2 separate regions of the Homo sapiens genome follow, and region 1 is linked to region 2. Evidence: read pairs that join two places in POLR2A ChIA-PET (ENCODE). Cell type or tissue: GM12878. All regions are shown on one strand. Region 1 overlaps ZNF609 (zinc finger protein 609). Region 2 overlaps CSNK1G1 (casein kinase 1 gamma 1).

Region 1 (5,000 bases), 450 kb after region 2:
ACACCTATAATCCCAGTACTTTGGGAAGACTGCTTTAAGCCAAATTCAAGACCAGCCTGGTCAACATATAGCAAGACCTCATCTCTACAAAAAAAAATTTAAAAATTAGCTGGGCATGATGGTGTGTGCCTCTAGTCCTTGCTACTCAGGAAGCTGAGGAGGGAGGATCACTTGAGCCAAGGAGTGTGAGGTTACAGTGAGCTATGATCACATCACTGCACTCCAGTCTAGGCGACAAGAGTGAGACCCTGTGTCAATAAAAAACAAAAAGAAAAATAATAAAAAGAATCAGAGGTCTTTAAAATATAACAGATGATGGATCCAGTGTTACATACCTAAGTATACCTTTACCAGAGCTTCTGCCTTGATATGTGAGTCTGAGGGTTCAACTGTAAATTGCAGAAAACTTATAAAATGGTTTGGTGCCCAAGGACTGTTGCTAAGTCTTGCATGTAAGTCCAAAGTGGATACTATCCAAGTGACCTGCAATGCCATCCATAGATGGTGGGCAAAATTGATGGATGAGCTCTTGATCCAATGGGTAGCTTTGTTTTTATTATACATGTCTTTGGACCAGGCAATCATCTACTAAGTCACATTATAATAAGAAGAGGAGTATGAATGCTTAAAACAGACTTTGTTAGCTACCCTTACTGTGCTTTGAATTCAAAGCATAATTTCAGAGATAATGAGCTATATCTTCTCCTAAATTTTCTCTCTCTTTCTTTTCTTTTCTTCTTTCTTTCTTTTTCTTTCTTTCTTTCTTTCTTTCTTTCTTCCTTCCTTCCTTCCTTCCTTTCTTCCTTCCTTTCTTTCTTCCTTTCTTCCTTCCTTCCTTCCTTCCTTTCTTTCCCTCCCTCCCTCCCTCCCTCCCTTCCTTCCTTCCTTCCTTCCTTCCTCAGGCTGGAGTACAGTGGTGCAGTCTTGGCTCACAGCCACCTCCATCTCCTGAGCTCAAGATATCCTCCTACCTCAACCCTCTAGGTAGCTGAGACTACAGGCGTGTGCCACCATGCTCGGCTAATTTTTCTATTTTTTGTAGAGATGGGGTCTCACCATGTTACTTAGGCTGGTGTTGAACTCCTGGGCTCAAGTGATCTGCCTACCACAGCCTCCCAAAATGCTGGGATTACAGGCATGAGCCATTGCACTCGGCGTCCTACATTTTCTGCCCCACAACTAGCAACTGTTTTTTCCTCTGATTTTTTTTTTTAATTTTTGAAATTATTTTATTATTTCAAAAGTAATGCCTGATTTTTTAGCTATGACACCAAAAGCACAAGCCAGCAAAAGAAAAATTAGATAAATTGGATTTCATCAAAACTAATAACTTTTGTTTATCAAAGGATACTACCAAGAGAATAAAGATAGAATGAGAGAAAATATTTGCAAATCGTGTATCTGATAAGTGATTAATATCTAGAATAAAGAACTCCTACAGATCAACAATGAAAAACCCAAACAACCTAATTCAAAAATGCGCGTAAGACTTGAATAGACATTTTGCCAAAGAAGATATCTAAATGACCAATAATCACATGAAAAGATGCTCAGAATCATTAATTATAAGAGAAATGAACATAAAAACCATGATGAATTACCACTTCATACCTACTAGGATGGTTGTTATCAAAAATGTGGAAAATAAAAAGTGTTCAAGAGGATGTGGAGAAATTGGAACCCTTGAGAACTGTTGGTTGGAACATAAAATGAGTACAAGCCATTGTGGAAAACAGTTTGGTGGATCCTCAAAAAGCTAAACAGAATTAACATATGATCCAGCAATTCTACTCCTAGGTATATACTTAAAAGAATGGAAAACAGATGTTCACACAAAAACTTGTATGTGAATATATGACAGTATTATTCACAATATTCAGAAGGTAGAAATAACCCAAGTGTCCATCAACAGATGAATGGATAAACAATGTGGTATAGCCATACAATGGAATATTATTCAGCAAACAAAAAGAAATGAAAGCTGGTACAGTGACTCATGCCTCTAATCCCAGCACTTTGGGAGGCTGAGATGGGAGGATCACTTGAGCCCAGGAATTCAAGACCAGCCTGGGCAACATAGCAAGACTGCATCTCTAGAAAAAAATACAAAATGGCGGCCAGGCATGGTGGCTTATGTCTGTAATCCTAGCACTTTGGGAGGCCGAGGTGGGTGGATCAGCAGAGGTCAGGAGTTCGAGACCAGCCTAGCCAACATGGCAAAACCCCATCTCTACTAAAAATACAAAAAAAATTAGCCAAGTTTGGTGGCACACACCTGTAACCCTAGCTACACGGGAGGCTGAGGAAGGAGAATCGCTTGAACCTGGGAGGTAGAGGTTGCAGTGAGCCAAGATCGTGCCACTGCACTCCAGCCTGCACAATGGAAACAAGACTCCATCTCAAAAAAAAAAAAAAAAAAAAAAAACTGGGCACGGTGGCTCACGCCTGTAATCCTAGCACTTTGGGAGGCCAAGACGGGCGGATCACTTGAGGTCAGGAGTTCGAGACCAGCCTGGCCAACATGGTGAAACCCCATCTCTACTAAAAATACAAAAAATTAGCTGGGCATGGTGGCGCATGCCTGTAGTACCAGCTACTCGGGAGGCTGAGGCAGGAGAATCGCTTGAACCTGGGAGGCAGAGGTTGCAGTGAGCCGAGATCATGCCATGGCACTTCAGCCTGGATGACAGAGGGAGACTCTGTCTCAAAAAAAAAAAAAAAAAAAAAAATCAACCTGGTATGGTAACACGTGCAGTGATAAACTCATTATCACTGTATAGGATGTTGTCAGTTAGGCTTACTTAGTACTCCCAGCTACTCAGGAGGCTGAGGCAGGTGGATTGCTTGAGCTGTGATCACACCACTGCCATCCAGCCTGGGGGACAGAGTGAGACCCTGTCTCCAAAAAAAAAAAAATGAAGTTCTGATTCTACAATGTGGATGAACCTTGAAAATACATGTTAAGTGAAATAAGCCAGTCACGAAAGGACAAATATTGTATTTTTTCCACTTAGGTATCTAGAATGGATACATTTATATAGACAGAAAGAATATTAAGGGCCGTGGGGAGCATAGGGAATGGAGAATTATTGCTTAATGGCTACAAAGTTTCTATTTCAGGTGATGAAAAAGTTTTAGATATTGTGATGGTTCAAAAGGAAAAAGTAACAATTTTTATTGTTGAACATTTAGGAGACAAAGTCAAAATTCACCAAGAGGAAAAGAATAAATTACCCAGAGATAACCAATGTTTGAATTTTTATATTATATATTTTTGTTGCTTCTTTTATTTTATATTTTTAACAAATTGAGACCCTTCTCTATATATTTCGTAATCTTCTTTGTTTAGAGAAATATATTCCTGTAACATATTTCCATAACATTAAATGACCTTCTATAACATTTTAAATAACTACAGAGTATTCCATGTTAAGGATGTATCATAATGGACTTAGTCATTATATCTTTTATATGGTTTAAAAAAAGATACTTCTTAAATTTTCTAGCTCTTCAAGAGCTGAGCTTCATTTTTTACATCATCAATAAAGTACCTCACATACCAAGGAGACACATTATGTGTTTCATAATAATAACCTTGCAGCTTTGGACTTTTCGGTTTTTGTCCAAACTCCCTTTTCTCTTTTTATCCTCTTGCTGCATTTTGCCTACTTGGACATTTTCTTTTTGCTTCTTCCACCTGTTCTGTGTGTCTTTCACTTTGCCACCAGTATGTAGCTTTATTGCTGCATCTGTTTCTTTTCTGGTAGAAATAGGTCAAACGTAAAATCAATAACCTGCTTCTCAGCCCAAAATAAACCTACAGGTGTTGATGTCTTTTGCTTTAGTCCACAGTTTTATTCTCAAGTGCAGTGCGTAAACCATTTAGTGTTTTACACCGAAAATACGAGCTCCTGAGAACCAAGAAAGTGTAATCTTATCTTGTGAGGCAGCGTAGTTAAAAATACGTATAAGGCCATGCAGTATGGTTTACACCTGTAATCTCAATACTTTGGGAGGCCAGACAGGAGGATCGCTTGAGCCCATAAGTTTGAGACCAGACTGGGCAACATAGCAAAACCTTGTCTCTACTGAAAACTTAAAAATAAAAATTAGCCAGGCATGGTGTCATACACCTGTAGTCCCAGCTATTTGGGAGGCTGAGGTGGGAGGACTTCTTGAGGCCAGAAGTTTGAGGTTGCAGTGAGTTATGATCATGCCACCGCACTCCAGCCTGGGCGACAGAGTGAGACTTAACCTCAAACAAAACAAACCATACAGGCTTTAGTTGAGAGTCATATTGATTGGGATTCAGATCCTAGCTTTTGCATCTTATTTAGCTATATAACATTGGAACAGATTGCTCTGAGTTTCCAGTTCCTCGTCTGTAAAATGGGAATGATTATACATTGGAGGTTGGTGAGAGAATTAAATATGAGATAATATATAGAAGATGTTAAAGCACAATAAGTTGTATGCATTATTGGAAATACTGTCTGACCACCACCACATACCAAAAAAAAAAAAAAAAAAAAAAATTAGGGAAAGCAACCAAATATGTAACCCGTTGTATCTGGGACTAAGCATCCTTTCTGTATCATTAGGACTTGGGAAACTTCTTCCACAATTTTAGTGGGATTATATTGGAGTCTGAATCTTACTTTAGTGGCCAGATTCAGTGTGTAGTAACAGTTAAGGTCTAGGATGCTTCTAATTGTTCATTTCATAGGTGGAAAAGGAAGATGGATACTTACTGCAAAGTATACAGCAAATTTTGTCTGGGAGCAAGACATACATAAGAGAAAGAATTTGAAATGACTCCAGCTTTGGTTGGGCAAATTCTGACAATTATTTTTAAATGTAAGCCCAATGAAGTCAAATATCTATAGTGACTGTTATCTCCAGATGAATTTTGAGAAAAAAAAAATAGAATTGTTATAAATTAAATGAAGCTTCAGAAAGATAGGACTCAATTTAGTCATATTGGTGGTTTTTTAAAAAAT
Region 2 (5,000 bases):
ATATTTTTCTTTTTCTCTTCTTTTCTTTTCTTTTCTTTTTTTTTTTTTTTTTGAGACAGAGTTTTGCTCTTATTGCCCAGGCTGGAGTGCAGTGGTGCGATCTCGGCTCACTGCAAACTCTGACTCCTGGGTCAAGCGATTCTCCTACCTCAGCCTCCCAAGTAGCTGGGATTACAGGCATGAGCCACCATGCCCAGCTAATTTTGTATTTTTAGTAGAGACAGGGTTTCACCATGTTGGTCAGGCCGGTTTTGAACTCCTGGCCTCAGGTGATCCACCGCCTTAGCTTCCCAAAGTGCAGGTGTGAGCCACCGACCCCAGCCAGCCACAATATATTTTTCTAAGGCTTTATGTCCTTTAAATGTATTCCCTTACAGTCTAGATACAAACAAATCCAAAACACTCTTTTACTGGAGGCATATCTTCTTCAGACCTCACATGATTTGACTCTTAAATTCTGCGTTTATTTTTCCGTGTATTATAAGGTATTGAGTTAGTTTAAATATGGTTCTTTTGGAAGGATGAGAGATTACCTTTACTGATCTTTGATTCATATTTTCCTAGTCAAATTGGAGAATTTGCAAGGGAACAGTCCACCTAGTACAAAATTACAAAGAATAAATTCTTTCCCTTAAACATATGCTACGCATCTCTTTTCACATGGCGAATGAAAACAAAACAAAACAAAACACCTATGCTACACATACAAAAACACAAAAAAGAGTAAGTGACATTTTGGGGTAGGATACCATGTCTGTTACCATTTAAAAGCTTTTAATAGTCAATATGACTCTCTCCACTGTCAAAATGGGATCTGTTCCTCTAACCTGCTAGTTACTAAGTAGCCCTTCTTTTTCACATACCCACAACAAAACCCACCATAATAAAAGAGGTCAGCCAGAGAAAAAGGAGACGCTATCATAACTCCTGAACCATTGCGGTGTAATGTTTATGTAGCATTTACGTAAGGATTGTCACAAGCTTGGATTTAAAGTACTGAAAGGGCAGGAAGAGTGCTGCTGCATGCACATAGTAGTCAATGCAACAGTCTACATTTACTGTGTTGAACAAGCACACTGAATAAAACCTATGACAGTACAATATGTTGTACTCTAATATCAGATCTGTGGATACCGGCAGGACTTACTTCCTGATTGAATTTGATCAGATAATGCAAAGGACGTTTTGCCAGGTAGAAGCAAGCAGGCAGAACTATTAAGGTTTTCATCCCCTTTCTGCCGGATTGTAATACGCAGTTCTTTAGAGAGGAATCAGACCCATGGCAAGATTTACAACTTTTGGTACTGGGAAAGGACAAACACGAAGTATAAAATGATGGAAAGACTAACTCAACTGGGATCTTTCTGAATGGATCTAGCTTTTAGGAACGTTTATTCTATCCAAATTCATAGTTTAATTATAGTTCTCTAGTTAGGTAAAATTTATGTTCAAAAAAATTGTGCTTGGCCAGGCATGGTAGCTCACACTTGTAATCCCCGTTACTTGGGAGGCTGAGGCAGAAGGATCACTTGAGCCCAGGAGTTTGAGACCAGGAGGCCCTGTCTCTACAAAAAATAAATAAACATTAGTCAGGTGTGGTGGCTCACGCCCATAGTCCCAGCTGTTTGGGAGGCTGGGGTGGGAGGATTGCTTGAGCCCAGGAGGTCAAGGTTGCTGTGAGCTGTGATCACGCCACTACACTCTATCCTGAGAGGTGGAGTGAGATCCCATCTCTATTAAAAAAAAAGAAGTGCTTGGAATAAAGATAGTTTTAAAAGGCAGATCCAATATATGTGAGTTTAAATGCAGTCCTTTAGGAACCATATTTGGGATTTATTATTGTATATAGATAAACCAAACAGTACTCAATTCAATATACCTAAAATCTAAACAAGCAAAGCAAAATTTTCCCAGAATACAAGGAAAATAGGATTCTTGTTGTGATGGAAAAGAACTAATAAGATCACCTGAACTTTTTTTTTTTTTTGAGACGGGTTTCACTTTTGTCCCCCAGGCTGGAGTGCAATGGCACGATCTCGGCTCACCACAAACTCTGCCTCCCGGGTTCAAGTGATTCTTCTGCCTTAGCCTCCCAAGTAGCTGGGATTACAGGCGGGCACCACCATGCCGGGCTAATTTTGTATTTTTTAGTAGAGATGGGGTTTCTCCATGTTGGTCAGGCTGGTCTCGAACTCTCGACCTCAGGTGATCCGCCCGCCTCGGCCTCCCAAAGTGTTGAGATTACAGGCGGGAGCCACCATGCCCAGCAATCACCTGAACTTTCTTTGCTGCAAAAGACTGCTCTGTGTGTGTTTTTTTTTTTTAAACACCCCTCCCCTTGAGCAGACAATCCAGCCCTACTCTAGCTGCCAAACAGAGGCAAAATGGCTCTTTGTGGAAACAAAAACGAGTAGGAAGAAAAGCTTAAAATTTATTTTTCAATAAAGGTTAAATAAAAATCTATGCTATAAAAAAATATCTATTTACATCTGCACCCTTCATTTGGCAGATTCATTCATTCACTCATTCATTCAAACAAGTATGCATCAAGTGCCCACTATTCTAAACATTGGTTTGGGTGTTAGGGTTAATTAAAGCAGTGAACAAAACAACAAAAACCTCTGCTCTTACAAGGCTCCAATTTGAGAATGCTGACACCCTAAATAGGTTAAATGTCCTATGGCCAAAGTTTTGGGATAAGATAAAACCAAGGTCTGAGCTCTTCTTTCTCCTTCTACTGTAAGTATGAGACTAAACAGTTTGTTGAGCCCTAGGCTCAGATTTCCCAGAATAAGGAGACTCTTTAGGCATTATCATCAATGTCATCTCTATGCCTTGACTCCCAAATATCTCTCTAGTTGTCTCTGGAGAACCATCCTCTGCCTGCTAGACCTCTTCAGGTGGAATACATTGCTAGTATTTCAAACTCAAGATGCCTAAATTCAAATTCCAAACAAGTTCCTCCCCCAACTTTGCCATCTCTAGTAATAGTACCACATGCCTCCTAATTATCCAGGCTCAAGATCTCTGCAACAGCTTTGACTCTTCCTTCTCCCTTAATCCTGACATTCATGTGGGCTGCCAATTCTGGTAGATTATATCACTGTAGCATTGTTCAATTCTGTTTCATTTGCCCTACTATAACCCATCTAGACTCCCTCTACATCTCAAGGGAATTCACTGCCTGCTTAATGATTTCCATGTTTGCTGCCAGACTAGTACCACATTCTGTGCCAAAAGATTTCAAAAGCAGAGTTTTAATCATATCACTCCTTTGCTTAAAAATCTTTAGTCCCTATTCCTACTTAAAATAAGCACCAACTCGCCAGCCCAGCATTCCAGGAGCTTCACCAAATGGTTTCAACCTACTTTCCTAGCCTTGTCTCCTAGGACTCCTTTACTCGCATCATATATTTTAGAAAACTGAACTAGATAAAACATTTGTTGTTGATCATATATTCTTCTGCTTGGAATGCCTCTTCCATCTCATTTAATTCTGCTAAAAGCATGTCAAATGCAGCTTCTCTCATCAAATTATTTGTCTTGCTCAGACTAGATGAAATTTCTTCTTCCAAACCCAGATGATAATAATTTGCAACTTGGGATGCTTATCTGTTCTGCCTTGTGTTATAGTTATCTGTCCATTTGGCTTATCTACTTGTCAGCTCTTTGAGGACAAGGACTCCCTACTTGGTATCCACAGGATATACTTTTTTTTTTTTTTTTTTTTTTTTGAAACAAAGTCTCTGCTGCCCCGGCTGGAGTGCAGTGGCACAGTCTCATGTGCACTGGCTCACTGCACAACCTCCGCCTCCCAGGTTCAAGCAATTCTCCTGCCTCAGCCTCCCAAGTAACTGAGATTACAGGCGCCCACCACCACACCCAGCTAATTTTTGTATTTTTAGTAGAGATGGGGTTTCACCATGTTGGCCAGGCTGGTCTCGAACTCCTGGCCTCAAGTTATCCACCCGCCTCAGCCTTCCAAAGTGCTGGGATTACACGTGTGAGCCACCTTCCCTGGCCCACAGGATACAGTTTCACATAGCAGGTCCTCAGCTCAGATTTACTGAGTCAAAGTTGCTGATGAAAGGTTAGCTGTTCCTAAAGTCAATACCTGTCAATCTCGCTCAAGGAGAAACTGTATTTTTCTTTTGCTAATTTCAAAACTTGAAAGGAATTAGTCTAGAAAATCATCTTGTTTTCAATTCTTAGAGTAATAAGAGAGAGATTTGGCTGCAAATTTTCTTAAAAAAAAAAAAAGGGCATAAGAAAACAATCCTAAAGATAGAAGAAATGTAATATTAACATAGACCAAAGGTTGAACAGACACTAGAAATCCATTACCCAGAGTGCATAGTGCAGAAAGAATTTTACCCAGCAAGGATTCAGAATCCTGGTGGGAAGGCGTTATAACATTTACATCAACGTGAAGGAATTCCAATCTCTTAGCAGCCACAGGATACTAAAAACTCTAAAATTAAAAAAATAGGGCCAGGCATAGTGGCTCCCAGCATTTTGGGAGGCAGAGGTGGGCAGATTGCTTGAACCCAGGAATTTGAGAACAGCCTGAGAAACACAGTGAAACTGTCTCTACAGAAAATACGAAAAAAAAAAAAAAATTAGCTGGGCGTGGTGGCGTGTGCCTGTAGTCCCAGCTACTCAGGAGGCTAAGGTGGAAGGATCACTTTAGCCCAGGAAGTTGAGGCTGCAGTGAGCTGTGATTGTGCCACTGTGCTCCAGCCTGGGCAACAGAGTGAAATCTTTTCTCAAAAAAAAAAAAAAAAAAAAAAGAAAAAGAAAAGAAAAAGAGAAAAAAATATATATCAAAGAGAGATATTCAAGATTCAACTTTTCAAAAATAAGCATAGTAGTTAAATACAGATGAGATTTTCCTAAATAATTATATACTGTGGTCAGAGACTTTTCATTTAAAAGTACATTGAAATTCACTACTCAGTTTTTACCCTGACAACCGAAGTTTTCAATCATCTCTTTTCCTC

The links. Peaks named below come from ENCODE experiments on the same cell type or tissue, not always from the same donor. Only the 100,000 strongest peaks of a DNase experiment are listed, where the experiment ranks them.
Region 1: POLR2A ChIA-PET joins it to region 2 with 6 read pairs; 4 of 35 experiments call an interaction of 5 or more read pairs at or near these places.

Annotation. Positions count from the first base shown.
Region 1 is chr15:64,644,234-64,649,233 of GRCh38, forward strand. All of the region lies in intron 3 of ZNF609 (zinc finger protein 609), which reads left to right. Among named protein-coding and RNA genes, the nearest start is that of OAZ2, 57 kb to the right of the region's middle. In GM12878, no CTCF peak of the experiment used is centred here; no DNase peak of the experiment used is centred here; H3K27ac peaks cover 1,035 bases.
Region 2 is chr15:64,194,483-64,199,482 of GRCh38, forward strand. The region is part of intron 10 of CSNK1G1 (casein kinase 1 gamma 1); the gene reads right to left. Among named protein-coding and RNA genes, the nearest start is that of PPIB, 34 kb to the left of the region's middle. In GM12878, no CTCF peak of the experiment used is centred here; no DNase peak of the experiment used is centred here.